Regions from separate parts of the Mus musculus genome. Here region 1 is linked to region 2. A link is a loop called in an ENCODE intact Hi-C map of the cell type or tissue named here. Cell type or tissue: left cerebral cortex. All regions are shown on one strand. Each heading gives the region's core, and the rest is flanking DNA. Links, peaks and the distances in the headings are about the cores only.

Evidence for each region. A loop is a pair of places that touch in the nucleus more often than their neighbours do. Peaks named below come from ENCODE experiments on the same cell type or tissue, not always from the same donor. Only the 100,000 strongest peaks of a DNase experiment are listed, where the experiment ranks them.
Region 1: it touches region 2 in a loop (2.6-fold over the local background); 3 of 42 quality-filtered maps call a loop at or near these places.

What each region holds. Positions count from the first base shown.
Region 1 is chr1:11,060,479-11,068,819 of GRCm38, forward strand. It overlaps Prex2 (phosphatidylinositol-3,4,5-trisphosphate-dependent Rac exchange factor 2), which reads left to right. Exons shown (of 40, transcript NM_029525.1): 2 at 848-919; 3 at 5,316-5,438; 4 at 7,533-7,637. Among named protein-coding and RNA genes, the nearest start is that of Gm24173, 70 kb to the right of the region's middle. In left cerebral cortex, for the core only: a CTCF peak has its summit at 4,873; DNase peaks (open chromatin) are centred at 4,922, 5,061, 5,732 and 5,834; H3K27ac peaks cover 595 bases.
Region 2 is chr1:10,986,637-10,994,977 of GRCm38, forward strand. Prex2 (phosphatidylinositol-3,4,5-trisphosphate-dependent Rac exchange factor 2) reads left to right here and starts at 6,829. Exons shown (of 40, transcript NM_029525.1): 1 at 6,829-7,273. The coding sequence starts at 7,157. In left cerebral cortex, for the core only: no CTCF peak of the experiment used is centred there; DNase peaks (open chromatin) are centred at 4,503, 6,646, 6,835 and 7,211; H3K4me3 peaks cover 1,594 bases; H3K27ac peaks cover 2,171 bases.

The DNA of each region.
Region 1 (8,341 bases), core at 236-8,235, 74 kb after region 2:
GTCTCAGTCTTAGGCCTACCATAGACCAATGAAGAACTCTGACTTAATCCCAGAAATGTAATTTTTTGCTTTTTATGAAGTATGAGTATGGTGACACAGAGGTGGGAAAGGATCTTTCCTGCAAGCAGTTACTGGCAAGTGTGCCTTAGTGTGCAGATGATGTACCTATCTCTCTTTTCCTGTCCCTGCCTCCCTCCCTCTCTCCCTCCTTCCCTCTTTCCCTCCCTCCCTCTCTGCCTCCTTCCCTCTTTCCCTCTTTCCCTCCCTCCCTCTCTGCCTCCTTCCCTCTTTCCCTTAATCCTACAGTACTAAGGGAGTTACTTTAGAATTTTAGGTCCTTTTGCCTTTTTAGTTGAAATGTCATTTTTCATTCATTGTATTTTGGTCTTACTCTGCTCTGCAATACTTAAAATTTAGGAAGCACCTGATCCTAAAGGTTTATCCTTGAATTCTGAGGATGAGGTGGATGAATTTAATTCATACAGACTAGATTAGTTTAGTCTCTGCCTCAGCATTGTAATGGAAGTGAAATTCTGAGGTAGGAGCAATAGGGAACAATAATCTCACATATTATTACAACATTACTGTACTCAGCAACTAGAATTTCAATCTCCAGTTATGTCTGTTTGCTTGAGACAAGATCTCACTGTATAGAGGTCTGGCTAGTCTTGATCTTTAGACAATCCTCTTACCTCTGCCACTCAACTATTGGTATTACCGGTGTGCTTTGGAATGCCCAGTAGTAAGCTTTAGTGTTTTGTATGGGGCTTAATCTCATTCTGCTCAGTACCAAGTCATTTTATGGCATGACCTTTGCCCTCATAATGTCTTCTCTTGTTTCACACAGGCCTTCTTGCATCGAATGAACCAATGTGCAGCAGCAAAGGTTGATAAAAATGTGACGGAGGAAACAGTGAAGGTAAGCAGGCAGCTTTAGACACTCAGCCAAGCTCGGGTATCATGAAGACGATGCTGTGATCATCAGTTGTTCCTGCAGGGCTCTTCAATTCAGTGTCAGCTCCACTTTGAGTTCCTGTACCAGTGACTTGTGTTGATAATTGGAAAGAGGGAGCTAGGGATTGGGGAAGGAAAGGAAGAGGATAGGTTACATGTTGTAGAAAATTTGTTTTCTTTACCAAGCTCACGAAACCATTTGAAAAGATGAAGAAAAATAAGAATAAGAAGACAATAACTTCAGTATCTGTGAGAAAGTTGAGTCAAATGGCAGACAGTTGTCAGAGTAGTTCAAGAAGGCAAGAAACGGGGAAATGGGAATTCCAATCTCTATAATCTCTAATGAGCAAGATTTGGATGGTCTACTGGAGTGCAGAAAAGATTGTAGTACCCCAACACAAAAGTAATACCAGAAGCATTTCTTGTAAAACATAGGGAAGGGGTCCAGGGATGGAGCTTAGTGGTGGTATGTGTTCTGGGATAGTAATAAAGATACTGCAGTCATCATAGGAGCCAACTGAGAAACATTGCTGATTACCCAGGTGGCAGAGGGTTGCTAGAGAGTATGTAGTGCTTGAGGGTCTGGGTTCCATTCCCACCCCACCCTAATATACATCCACAGCATCACACATACACACACACACACACACACACAGAGAGAGAGAGAGAGAGAGAGAGAGAGAGAGAGAGAGAGAGAGAGAGAGGGAGAGGGAGAGAGAGACAGACAGAGAGAGAGAGACAGAGACAGAGAGATGGGGGGGTTGTGAACATTTTGAAAATAGAAATTAAAAAATGGTAGGTAAATAAAAATTAATTTTTTTGCTTCCGGTCTGTCTGGGCCAGTGCCCTGAGCTGACCTTGGGTGCAAACTCTGAAGCCAGCCCTACAACACCTAGAGGCAGCTCTACTCCCAGGCCCTCTAACACACCCAGTATCAGAGGGTCCCAGGAGCTTGGTCACACCAGGATCTCAAGGTCACAAAGGCAGCTTGACTGCCAGAATCTCAGGATTGCAGAGACATCTTGACTCTGAGGAGTTCTGACACAACCAGGATCACAGGAAGGACAGGTTCCAGTCAGACATAGCCAGGGCAGGTAGCACTAGAGATAACCAGATGGCCAGAGGCAAGCATAAGAACATAAACAACAGAAACCAAGGTTACTTGGCATCATCAGATCCCAATTCTCCCACCATAGCAAATCCTGGATACCCTAACACACTTGAAAAGCAAGATTTAGATCTAAAATCTCTTGTCATGATGATGATAGAGGACATTAAGAAGGACATAAATAACTCCCTTAAAGAAATACAGGAGAACACAGGTAAACAACTAGAAGCCCTCAAAGAGAAAACACAAAAATCCCTTAAAGAGTTACAGGAAAACTCAATTAAATGGGAGAAAGAAAGGAACAAAACCATTTAGGATCTAAAAATAGAACTAGAAACAACTAAGAAATCCCAAAGGAAGACAACCCTGGAGTTAGAAAACCTAGGAAACAGATCAGGAGTCATAGATGCAAGCATCACCAACAGAATACAGGAGACAGAAGAAAGAATCTTGGTTGCAGAAGATACCATAGAAAACATTGACACAACAGTGAAAGAAAACGCAAAAAGCAGAAAGGTCCTAACCCAAACAATCAAGGAAATCCTGGATACAATGAGAAGACCAAACTTAAAAATAATAGGTATAGAAGAGAGTGAAGATTCCCAACTTAAAGGGCCAGTAAATATCTTCAACAAAATTATAAAAGAAATCTTCCCTAACCTACAAAAAAGAGATGCCCATGAACATACAAAAAGCCTACAGAACTCCAAATAGACTGGCCCAGAAAAGAAATTCCTCCCATCACATAATAATCAAAAAACCAAATGCACTAAAGAAAGAAAGAATTTTAAAAGCAGTAAGGGAAAAAGGTCAAGTAACATATAAAGGAAGGCCTATCAGAATTACACCAGACTTTTCACCAGAGACTATGAAAGCCAGAAGATCCTGGACAGATGTTATACAGACCCTAAGAGAACACAAATGGCAGCCCAGGCTACTATACCCAGCCAAACTCTCAATCACCATAGACAGAGAAAACATGATATGCCATGACAAAACCAGATTTACTCAATACCTTTCCACAAATCCAGCCCTACAAAGAATAATAGATGGAAAACACCAACACAAGGAGTGGAACTACACCCTAGAAGAAGCAAGAAAGTAATCTTTCAACAAACCCACACAAACATAATTCCACTTCTAACAAGAAAATTAACAAGAAGTAATAATCACTTTTTCTAAATATTTGTTAATATGAAAACTAATATTATCAACATATCCTAATCGATTTTGAAAATCAAAAATATGAGGAATTAGAAATTTGTTGACTGTCATTCTGTGGTGTCTCTAATTTGGTAATGGGAGAAATTGTTGTGCAATTGTACAATACTGTACAATCCACATACATTTTCTGCTTCTTTGTACATGATAGGGTCTTGCTGTATGCCACATAATTGTCTTGAAATCATGCTTCTCCTATCTCAGCCTCTCTTTAGTAGGATTGTTTATTTGATGTTTTTACACTCTACTATGGTTTTCAGAACAGCTTACATATTTCAAAATTATTTATACAGTCAGAAGAAATGTAGACAATTAATTTGGGAGGTGGCTTGTAAGAGAACAGCAAAGAGTAAGACTGAAGGCTTTGCTTGATATTTATAACTATTGTATCAATTTTGAAGAAGAGGACTTTATAAGTTACTCTTATTCTGAGATGAATGCTTTTCAAAATCATCACAGCCAATGAACCAGAATCTTACCCTCACCTAACATCTGTGCCACCCTCCAAGCAGAACCATTGTTCATTGAAACAGTCAATGAATGACTTCATGGATGGACCATGTTAACACACACACCATTTCTTAAATAAATGTAACCTGTTCCCTGTGGGCTGAGAATGACGATAATCACTCAAGTCAAATAGCTTTGACCATAGCAGGAAATCTGTATCCAAAAATGGTGCCTACAATTCATTCCTTGGTGCAGCAGAACTGTCAACTCTTAGCTTACCTACTATGGAGGTAAGATTGTTTGGTGATATGAGGGACATTCAAGTACAGCCTTATTACAATGAACTCCAATGTCCAAAAACTGTTCTTATTTTGTGTTTGTACCACAGTAAGAGCCAAGATTTTAAGCTGTACTAAAAACAAAACAAATGAACAAAAAGACTTTATCTATTTATGTTCATTAAAAAAACTAATAGTGATATATTATTTTAAAATATCATATCATATAGTTAATATATTTGAAATTATTTAAAATATATTGAGAAAAATGTATGTATTTTCAGTATTGCTGTAGACAAACATCTGCATAAGACTATTCAATTGATTGTTCTTTCATATCTAACAACTTTTATAATACTCATTTTTATTGTTACAATATTTTATAAATTTTAAAGAATATGATAAAAAATCAAAGGTATTGCAGGTTTTGAAGGGGGGCTCTCTGGGAGGTACAAAAGGGAAAGCAGAATGTGATATGTCTATTTACTCAAATTATGTTTTTAAATGTTAACAAATTCAGATAAATTGAAATTATGTATCTTTTCTCATCACAAGGAAATAAAACTTAAAATTTTTTTCTGAAGTAGTCACTGATTATACTTAGTGTTTTGTTTTATTAATAAAAAATCTAAGGTTTTTTTATAGATTCTTCTGAGCCTATTACCTTCTAGATTATATATTTAACTTGCAGGCTTTTCTACCATAGGAACTTCAGTTAACAAGCTTTTGGGCTCAAAGAAAACCAACCTGTGGTTGAAATGGCCTCTAAAACTTTCACTGACAGGGACTCCAGATGGAAGAAAACATCTATGCTGTTTCAGAGTGGGCAAAGTATTGCTAGCCTTCTGCAGTACCCAACTCTGCCATCTGGGTGCAGCATAGTGAATGAGCAATTGACCCAGCTATGACTTCTACACACAAGCACCTGAGAGAAGCAGGAAAGAAGGTTCATTTCAGGATACCTTTCACAGCGTCAAGGACCTCCCTGAAAGCCTGTCAGCAAGTCTGCCCTACACTTGTACTTACAGGCATTCTGGGAAGAGACTAGAACCGGCAGGCTGGGATTTGTGCCTCCCCCCAACCCCCTACGCTTTTTCCTGAGAGTCTGCATAGTGTATTCATCCCCAGAGTTTTGTGGGAATGGAAAAGTCTAAAACTATATTCTGCTTTCCAGGTGGGAGTAAGAGATGCCGTGATGTAGCGCTCTGTCTAGGATGCTGTGTCCTCATGGGCCTTTTAATTTAATTTTTCAAAGTTGCTTCACAACTACACTTACAGTTTTTATCTATGCATTTATTTTACAGATGTTATTCTCCAATATCGAGGAGATCCTCATCGTTCATAAGGAGTTCTTGAAAGTTGTAGAAGAATGCTTATATCCGGAACCCAGTGCTCAGCAGGAAGTGGGAGCCTGCTTCCTTCACTTTGTAGGATATTTTTTTTTCCTGTTTGTTTTCAAACTCTTGATTTTAAAGATCACATCTTGGCAGAGTTTTGTGTGTGTTTTGTGTGTGTGTGTGTGTGTGTGTGTGTGTGTGTGTGTGTGTGTGTGTGTGAATTCAGCATGAGGAGTAAAGTCTGACACCAGAAGTTTGGGGTCTTTTAAGGCCATTGAAATCTTGCCCTCAAAGCCAGAAAAGGGGAGGGAGTCTCTCATCATCTTGTTTCACTCAAAGAATAAACAGCCTTTTCTTTTTCCTGACAAGCTAGTTCTTCGCATCCTCTGTAGCTTTGAATTCTAATGAATATTCAGCCTGTTTCATAATGAATGGATTTTTATGTTTCCCTCAAACATAGAACATTTTTTCTTTTGAGGCAGAAACTTCTCACTCTTATAATGGCGCTAGGAGCCCTTTATTGCTCAGAATGTTCCCCTGTTAATTGGCTGGTAGCAAACCTGGAGGTGAACAGACCCTGGTTCTTGTGACTGATTTTCCTCCTGGGTGGCGTCTCAGAAGTTTGTTTGTGGTGCTGTGGAAAGAATGAGGGAAAGGAGCTGAGTTGTTTGCAACATGGACCTTGTTATCAGTTTTGTGTATTTGTGCAGGGTAGCTGGAATTATGTAATCAATTTGCAAAAGAAGACGCCTCCTGCCTAGTAAAAATTGTTTTTAAGAACTAAAGGGCATCCATACTAGAAGAACAAATATTTTAAAAGGTCATGGTTGATTCCATTCCATTGATGCTTATTTTCTGAATGCTTCCCTGAATCAAATGGCTGCCCAATGACTTGTCTAAACAAGTGGATGAGAGTATTATATCCCAAAAGAAGCTTTGAGTATGTTTTCCATGTCATCATTTATCTTGTAGTTTCTTTATCTATATAGGATGAACAGGCTCTTTTTGTAATCTGTATTTCATAAAGATAATTCTGTCAAAGGAAAACGTTCCTCAGGTCTGAGTGGATTACACTATGCATTTCTTGGTTATGGCTGGAAGCTGTGATGTTCATATCCACTTCTTCAAGCCAGTTTCCCTTCACAGAAGAATTAGATCCCCCTGCCAGCTGGAGAAATTGTCATCCCAGGCCAAACATGGTCATGGAAACTTTGTTCCCGACAGCCATTTCCTTAGTACCGCATTATGAATCTATCACCCGTAAATGTCGCTCAGATTTCTGAACTTTACTCTTGTTGTGGCTCATATCATCTCTTGAGGCAAGTGATTTGATACATGTGCTGCTGGCTATATGAAATAGTACTTACTATTCTGTGTGTCTTTGAAATTACAAAGGACATTCTATGTTCTCATATTTGATCAATAAATTATCTGTGTTTTTCACTGGGCTCCTTTGATAGTTATTAATCATAACTCCTTTAAGAACATCTTTACAGATGGTAAGAGAGACCAGAGATTGTGATAGCAAAAGTCTTCAGTTTTGGAAAGAATTCCTCTAACACTGCAGACTGTGTGTGTGTTGTTTACTGGCAGTTTAAACCACTAGAAGATCTTGATGAATCACATCTCTGTCCATCACTGGCCTGCCCATTTCCAGTGAATGGTCCTGGTTTGGAGCTCTGTAGACTTGTTCCTTTCTCACAGAATAAAGGCAGTTTTACAGTAGCAATCGTACTGTTTATTGAACTTTCTGTCTGAAACATCTTTCTATGAAACAATCACTGGGATGTTGTATTGTCAGGGTCTGCTGTTATCTTAGTTATTTGTTGATGGTCTTGCTTGTCAATATCCTTTATAAATACAATTGCCAGAATTGGTTAACATGAAATTCAGGGTTGTGTTTTCATGATTTATGCGTGATTTATCACATGCTTCTTTCCTCTGTGTAAAGTGACTTTCTTCTATTATTACATTTATCTTGGTAGATTTATTATCTCTTTTTCTAGGGTATATTTATGAATTGGGGAAAATAAATAATATACATATATATGCATATATGTATGTAGTATATCTCTTGAGATATCATACCTTTGTAGACTTTAGTTATGCATATCACATGGGTTAAAATTTCAAAGTAGTAGTGATATACAGTGATTCTCATTTATTCTGTTCTATAATTAACAGAAGGACAAGTTTCGTATCTATGATGAATATTGCAGCAACCATGAAAAGGCACAAAAATTGCTTCTTGAACTGAACAAAATAAGAACAATCCGGACATTTCTTCTGGTAAGTGCATTTTCAACTGTTATTATACATTGGCTGGTTGAAGGCCCTACTTGTAAGAGTGCATGTGACACGCTCTCATGAGTTACTTCTTAGCATATGCAGACTTTGAGCTAGTCTATGGACAATTCAAGCATCCAGATCTGGGATGAGCTTGTGTGTGACAAATACTGCCAATTTCCTCTTCCGGTTGACCTGGAATGTGTGTGCGATCTCCTGGTTCCTGGTGAGCGAAGAATTTAGGTCAGAGTTTACCTTCGCCTTACATCATCAGCCCCCTAGAGATCTGCTTGCGCCTTAGAGGATTTGAAGAGGGACGGTCACAGGAAGGAAGCAAGTGTAAAGACAAGTTGCTCTCCTACCTATATACATTCCTTACTCTGTTTTCATGAAGGCATCAGGAATTGATGTCAAGGTAGCACATTAAAGGCACGTTTTGACAGCTCTGGGGTGTCTTTGTAAGCATCTGATTAAGAGATGAGTTGGTAGGCCGTCCTCCCAAAGTCTGGCTTTAGAGCACTTCAGTGTACTTATTCATTACCTCCTGTTTCTACGTAGCCCTATTCCCTCATTTGCTCTAGACTACACTGATTTACTTTCTATATAGAGTGGCATTTTCTTTAAAAAAAAATTCTTTTGGATAGTTTTATTATATAGGGCAGAGTATCCTCAAATTTGTAACCCCTCTGCCTAATATACCTCTTAGG
Region 2 (8,341 bases), core at 85-8,084:
AAATTCTATTTTCCTCCTGATTGTTCTGTAAATATTTAAAGTATAAAATCCAGTACTCTTTTTATAAACAATGTAATTAACTGTTTAATGTGGTTTTAGTTTCTAATGATATTATTCCTAAAGTATATTGGAAGACTCTTTTCCGTGTCTAAGGGATAGCTGGCGTATTAAATACCTATGGTGGTAAAATTACCTTTGTGCTTTAGTAACTGTGATTGTTTTTTGCTAATTACCATCAGGTATTTCTTGTGTTTTACTGTTAGCTTGAGAATAGACTAGATGGGTTCCATTAAGTCATTAACAAGATGAGTAATACTTCTTTGATAAAACAGTGAAATAAGTACATTTTTTGTTTATTCTTTTTCCTTAAGCAGGCTCACAATCTGCAGTGAGAATGCTTTACATATACGTTTTTTCCTCTAAGGAACGTTTATATTTGCTTCTCCTATTGAAGAATAGATAATGGAGAAGCAGAAAGCAAAGCCAGACTCATCCTTATTTAGAAGTGTGATGGTGAAGCCCCGGGAGAACAGAATCATCCCAGTGAATGCCCTTTCCCATCCCATCCTCTGTATCATGTATTCAGCAAGCAAATGTTTGTTGACTGGTAATTGCAGGCCAGGATCTAGATAGACTATTGGTCACATTGACAAAAACTGTAGTTCATCTTGTTGGTGGATCTGCAATTGCAATAGACTTATGAAATCCATTATATAGGAGAGCTGTAATTTACTGTGAAGCTTGGTGTTTTAGTCTGGAATTCTAGTCTGACTTGGGTACACATTGCTGAGTAGGAGGGATAGGAGGTGTAGTCAGAGGTGGTGGGTTAGAGTTGACACTTACCTTTAAATTGAAAATAGTGAAAAAGGCTATCCTATTCTATTCTATGAAATACTCTTTATTTTGTATAATTTTGTGACCATAGAACCAGTTCTTTACATGCTCATATCAGCTTGATACAGAAACAACTCAAAGTTGACCTTCTTCTTCCTGGCTTCCTGGCTCAAATCTCATCTGGGATAACCAGTCAATACTCATGTGTGAGAAAGATGGCAACGGAGGGACCAACTAAGTCTCAGTGGGGCAACCTTTGTCCAGGAGATAAAGGATGAATGGCCAGGGAAGAATAATTAGAGGAAGGGCAAACTCTAGAGAACATCAGCTTTTAGAAATGGAACATGGAGAACTTGGCATGGATGAACTGGAGAATCAAAGAGAAGCAGGGACTTTTAATGTTCTGTTACTGTGAAGAGACCATGATCAAAGCTACTCTTATAAAGGAGAACAGTCTGAAAGACTCCAAAAGGAGCCCCTCGCTCAGGCCTCAGGACAATAGCGGACACCCAAGAACTCACGATAGACCGAGCTTGATGCAAACCACATGAGGCTTTATTCGGAGAAAGCCAGAGCTCTGGGGACGACTCATATCCCACACAGGGGTAGAGGAGTCCACCTCGAGGGGAAAGAGGTCCCAGTTTTTATAGGTGCCCAGGGTTGGAAGGAGAAGGGGGGGGGGAGTAGGGGATTTCCAGATCTAAACAACGTCTATTCTCAAGAAATGGATATGGGAGGGGTACAAGGAAAGAGTCTGGTGCAGGTGTAGCAACTCAGGATTGCTCGGCTGTGGTTGCTGGGGAGATTTTCTGACTCTTCCCCAGCAACCAATATCACAAACACCTGGCAATGGGCTTCACCAGTGGGCACACACATGGGTCAAGGAATGGTCAAAACATTGGCAGACACACAGGTTCAAAGAGTGGCCAGAGCATTGTGCACCTCTATTTTTCTAAATCAGTGAAGCTAGTTCTGCTAACACTGACATCTATCTTGCCAATTTCAGGGCTTCTGTGTCCTTTTACATTCTGCCAGGATCTTTCAATTCAATTGATGCTTGCTTATAGTTTCAGTCCACTATCAACATGGCAGAAATCAAGGCAGCTTGTAGGCAGACATGATGCTGGAGGAGCATTGTTACATCTAAATTCACATGCAAGAGGAAGAGAGACACTGGGATTGGCTTGGGCTTTTGAAACCTCAAAGGCCACCCCCAGTGTCACATACTTCCAAGAAGGCCACAAATACTCCAATAAGGCTACTTTTATGTGGGGAGCCGCCCTCACATTCGCCGTTGCAAGATGGCGCTGACATCCTGTGTTCTAAGTGGTAAACAAATAATCTGCGCATGTGCCAAGGGTAGTTTTCCACCCCATGTGCTCTGCCTTCCTCGTGATGACAACTGGGCCGATGGGCTGCAGCCAATCAGGGAGTAATACGTCCTAGGCGGAGAATAATTCTCCTTAAAAAGGGACAGGGTTTCGCCATTCTCTCTCTTGCTCTGGCTCTTGCACTCTAGCGCTCTTGCGCTCTGGCTCCTAAAGATGTAAGCAATAGAGCTCTTGCTCTCTTGCTCTCTGGCTCCTGAAGATGTAAGCAATAAAGTTTTGCCGCAGAAGATTCCGGTTTGTTGCGTCTTTCCTGGCCGGTCGCGTGAACGCGAGTAAGACTTTTAAATCTCTCTCAAGGAGTATCATTTCCCCATGACTATGCATTCAATCATATGAGCCTATGAGGGCCAGTCCTATTCAAACCACAACCCAGAGGAGCAAGAGAGAATTTGGCTTGATGAGTGACAGTCAACACTGTAAAAAGCCTGGGGAAAAGTCACATGATGCAGAGAATGACCAGCCTTCCTTCAGTACTAGTAGAAACAGAAACACTTAGTGACAGTTAAAGATCAGCATGGCAGTAATGACCACATGAGAGGGAATGAAGAAAGATTGAAAAATAAAGGAATGAAGAAAATGAGTCATTGGCATAAACTCAGTGATTGGTTAAACATACATTTATCCTTATACAGTTCTTAGTGCTAGAGGGACAATGTAAATTATACTGGGTTATAATCAAGGTCTTAACAAGGCTGTGTTCCCTTGGGTTTTGTAAGATCCTTGCTTCTCCTAGATCCTAGAGGCTGCCTGGTCCTTGGCTTGTGGGCACACTTATGTGCCGGTAAGGCCAGCACTGTTGCATCTTGTGTCCTTTCTCCATAGCTGTATTTCCCACTGTAATAACACCTGGAAAGGTATTCTGCTTTCATCAGTTCGTGTATAAAGAACTCGGCATGGCCCGCCTATAATCAATCCCTCCTGCTTTATAATGCAAAGGCCTCGCTGATAATGGCTTACCTTGATCACACCTATGTGTAATGACCTTCAAAGTAGTGGTCTCCATTACTGACATGTGGTTGCAGCTGTGTTAATGTTGGGCCTTGTTAGTTTCTCTACTAAAGACAAGGTAGGAAGAGAGAAGTATGGCATGGTTTGAAGATCTGTAAGGTCACAGAGACCTATACTGAGGAAGGAATCAAAGGCTCTGCCGGAAGATGGGTACCACAGGGAAGGTGTTTTCCTGAGATTAACACTAGACTCATTGGTTGTTTTACTGGGATGTTAATAAGTTTAGTTTTTATAATGAGAACATGATTTCTCATGACATCATTAGAATTGGGCTATCAGGGTGGCTTGTTCTTAATCAAGTTCATCTGGAGAGAACTCTAGCCTCTCACTGAAGTACCATTCAAACTTTTGATTTGTTTTCTATGTCCCACAACGTCACATCGGTAATTAAAATGTGACTTCCAAGTACTATAGTTTGCCATTTAAGCTATTCACCTTCTAAGAGTAAGATAGAACTAATGAAGTAAGAAAGAACTAATGACTTACTCAATAACTCGCTGTACTTGATCTGATTAAATTGTAAACAAATTGACGTGCAACAACTGGGGAATTAAGCATGAACTGAAACCTACATTGTAAATAGCCTAAGGAGTCACCTGTTGCTCTGGTCTTCTATATGTACATTAGTGTAATTCCATGATTCTGCCTGTTTATGTCTATCAAGGTGTCATGAAATCATCTTCTAGAGATTACAGCCTTTAAGGTGATAACGAAGACCAGTTTCTATTAAATGAGATGGTCATGCAGTAAAGCAATCTTGTCTTTTGTTTTTAAGCTCTTACTGAACTGGCATCCAGACTTGATCTGTGACTTTCCCTGAGCTGATAGTGGCATTGATATGTCCAAGACACAAATATGATTGGTCTCTGAAAGGCAAGTGGAGAGCTCTTTTCCTGCTAAGAGACAGCCTTGCACTCTCCAGCCTTTCAGGCCAGAGTAGTCCTTCTCTGGGCTAAACCAAAGGAAGCTCACTGTGCTCTGCCCTTGGGCCTTTTGAACCTTAGAATCCACTCCAACTGCACCAACCAAGTTCATGCACCCGAAATAAATTTAATGGCTGAGCTAGTCCAGAACTCAGCCATTTCTATCTTCTTCTCCCCCCACCCCCCATCGCTTTTTTATTGGAGGCTTTAACCTCATTAGTATTTCAAGGAAAAAAAAAAAAAACCCTGGCTCTTGTCCATCATCTTGCTTGTTGCCTTCCTTTTCCTGGCAGGCACAGCCTGAGGTTTCAATAGAGGAAGTGGGAAGGGACACAACACATTCAGAGCCTGTGAAAGACCTTATTTACCATCAAAGTGAAAGTTTCCAGATATTCTAGGCCTGTTTTCTTATGCTCTTAAGTCTTTGATGAGAAGTTACGGACTTCAGCCAGGGCTGCAGAGGTCTCTGTGAGAGTCCTCTCTTAGAGAGGACTTGGCAGAGTGAGCTACAAGGTGTCCTGGAGTTGTTCATTAATTACAAATGATACTGAGGCAAAGATGGAGGAGGAGAAAAGAGGGCAGAGACCACAAACAGCATAATAATTTCTCCATGGACACTTCTGAGAGAAATAAGAATTTCACACAATTAAAATGAATATCTTTCTGATAGCTTCCACTTGCTTTTTTCTTCCCAAAACAATTATTGAAGTGTGTCTTTTAATGGAATTATTTAAGTACCTGACTCTGTCCCTAACTCAATTGTAAGTCTTTAGAGGGTGGACTTCAAATGTTAGGGAGTCTAAGAATCTGAGGACCCTGTTGAAAGAATATAGGGTATAATGTTTGAGATAATTAAAGAAAAAAATCATGGAGGGTAGGGGAAGGGATATTCGTTTTGAGGAGACCTCCAGTAACTGCAGTGCAGTGACCTATGACCTGTGTTCTGAAATATTTTCCTAGCACTCATGGTCTACATGATCCTCGGATCCTAGCACTTCATGGTTTTCATACTGGTCTCCCAGGCATCTTGTAGAACACAGCCAAAGTTTCTGGATAGGTAAAGCCTCAATGATGACTAAGACTCAAGTACGTTTTTCTTCAAGTGTAAGATGCTTGCTCTAGAGGTCTATACATAGACAAAATGGCTTGATAGAAATGTGGCTTTCTAACTGGGAACAAATGGCAAGAGAAAACATTCTATTTCATTCAGAGCACTAGATGGAACTCTGTCTTGTTTATATCATTTTTTTCTCTTGGGGGCAAAAAGTGCATTCATTCACTACTACCTGTGGAACACAGAGAGGTTGATTCCCACTAGCTGTTGGGTGTATTTCCTCTGCTTTCTGGTTTCTTTTGTTTATTGTTTACCAGGCTCTGTGAGGTCTGTCTTTTGCGTCCTTTGTTCTTCTGCTATTGTGTGAAGCTGTCCACACTATTTGCCCTTTGCTCCTGGCTGCCTCTAAATAGCCAGATGCAAGGGAAACAGAAAAGCTACCTTTCCCATCAGCGTCATTCATATTATTCAAATATTGAATCTTTAATATGAGAAGAAGGTACGAGATTCCTTTTTGTTTCATGGAAGTCACAATCATATTTTGAAAAGACTTATGGGAAACTGGAGATAACTTTAGTGTAAATAACGAGGGAAACATCTTTAGTTTATCTCAGGTTGCTGAATCTTGGAACAAGTTTGGCCGCCTCTTCCTTGCCTCAGGAGTGCGACTTCCATTTATTTAAATGTCATTAGCTGTACACTATGTAAAGTAGAAAAAATGGCTCTGAAAGTATGTGTTGATAATATCTAGATGGAAATGCAAATGGATCACTTGGTTTGTTAGATTTATAGGTTTTGGTTCTGGTCCCAAGGGAGAATTCAATAAACTTAAACATTAAAATCAAATGCGTTGGCCATTCCATTTCAAAACTGAAGCATAACTAGCTTCTGTGTGTCCTCTGTCAATCAGCTATCATCCACCTGTCTTTCAGGTATCATCTGTCAATCACCTACTATGCATCCTCATCCAACATTTGTATCTTTTTAAAATTACAATTCTTGGAAACAGCTGAGAACAAATATTCTTGAATTTAAACTGATAGTGAAATACTACAGTGAGACTTAAAAAATTTAGATACACCCGGTGTTACAAAGTACTCAGCCAGGGTGATGCTTATTCTATGTGAATCAGTGCATAGGTAAGGGCTGCTACTTTGCTCTGATGTCCTCATTTATCACACTAATTGACATTTCAAGCTTTGACAGAGGTTGTCTGCCTGTGAAATAACATTGTTTGCTGTTTTTTTCTATAAACCGAACCTGTTTCGTAGTAGACGAAAACTCAAAATCAATGTGTTCCTTGTCAAACGCGGGAGGGTCAGTGGTGTGGTTGTTTTGTTCCCAAGCAGTTATGTAACCGCGGGGACTTGTTTCTTTGCTTTCAGACTTGGTGCAAAACACATTAAAGCTAAACAGTGGGCGGGATTCCCAAGAGCAGCCCTCACAAGTGTCCTTCTAGGTTTGGGAACCTCGGATTAGTTCCATCCTGTGTGTGTGTGTGTGTGTGTGTGTGTGTGTGTGTTTAGTTAGCTGGCAGGATACACTTCCCCAGGGTTGTGTTTCCTTTTTCCTGAGATTTGGCTAAGGGTAAAGGGTCGGAGTCACATGGATTGAAAGCATTTGATTGATGTCCAAGTCACCGCTGTGGCTGGAGCCGCCTCCCCTCGGGCTGGAGCCGCGTGAGGCCGGAGCAGCGGGCCGGGCTGGGTTCCCGCTCTCCGGGGACTGTCCCGTTCTGAGTCCAGCGCGTCCCGCGCGTCCCGCGCTCGCACCGCAGCCCGAGCACAGTCCTCTGCCCACACCCCGGCCTCCGGCCAGCATGTGAAGCTACGCGTTCCGGCTGGGACTCGGCAGAGGCGGCAACTTTGCTGGCGGCAGTGGCGGCAGTGGCGGCAGCAGGCGCGGGGCAGCGCACTTGCCCCCAGCTCCGCGCCCCGCCGGCCACCATGAGCGACGAAAGCGCCAGGGAAGTAGACAAGCAGCTTCGCCTGCGCGTGTGCGTGCTCAGCGAGCTGCAGAAGACCGAGCGCGACTACGTGGGCACGCTGGAGTTCCTGGTGTCGGTGAGTAGCCGGCCCCGCGCACGGCACCAAGTCTGGAGCATTGTCTGCGCCAGCACCCGGCATCCGTAAAGGTGACGCGGGGACCGCGGGGACTCGGGGGACAGACCTGTAGATGAACGGGTGCAGAGTGGCCAAGGCCTTGAAGAACTCGCGTGGGAGAAGTTAACCAGTGGCCATTCTGCCTGTTCCATCTGCGCTTAATTTTCTTTATCCATCTCCCAGGGCAAATTTCATTGTGTCATTTTCCTTATCCTCTTTCTTTCGGCTCATATTTTGTTTTGATTTTGTGTCTCAATTTGCTACCTTCAGGTACATGCAGTGTTTTAAAAGTCCTTGAATGTTGTGTAGCCGGAGTCGGTTATTAGATCAACAGCAGTGAAGTCCCTTTAGGTATAATCATTGAAACGTTGGATTCTGAGGGTGGAGGCGAAGGAGCAAGAGCAGCGGGGTCACCATCCCTGGCAGCTGTTGCATATTAAAGCCACATGTGTGCGCCTCCCTCACAGCTCTACAATCTTCTTTCTCCTGATTTAAATCTGCCCTCCACTTGGGTCCTAGTCTCCTGTGCACGCCGACCACTTGAAAATGGTATCATGAAACTCACCTCGAGTCGACAATTTCAGGGTTTCACAGACTGGGCAGGAGCTGTTTCCAGGTCCCAGTTTGACTCACTGGAATTCTGCCCCCAAATCATTTCATTCAGTCTCAGAGCAGAAGAGGAAAAACTGTGGGAAAATGAACTCCTGAGACATCACCTAAGGATGGAATTTTCCTCATTGCGGAAAATACAAAGAATTTACAGCCAGTTCCTGTCCATCCTGATATATTTGAGAGCGGCCTTCAGAAAAAGAGTTAAAACCCCACCCAGATCCTCCGGCCACTTTCTCCTTCATCCCAGTGTTCTATCCTGCCCCCAGCCCCAGGTTGGAAGGGAAATGTTTCAAACTCCGAACTTCCTCCTTCAGTTTCCTTCAGTCTGTAAAGTTTGTGCTAGCAGCCACCCTGTAGAAATTCACTTGGCTGTGTCAGGAAGAACAACATCTCAGGTCTCAGGAGATGCATAACACA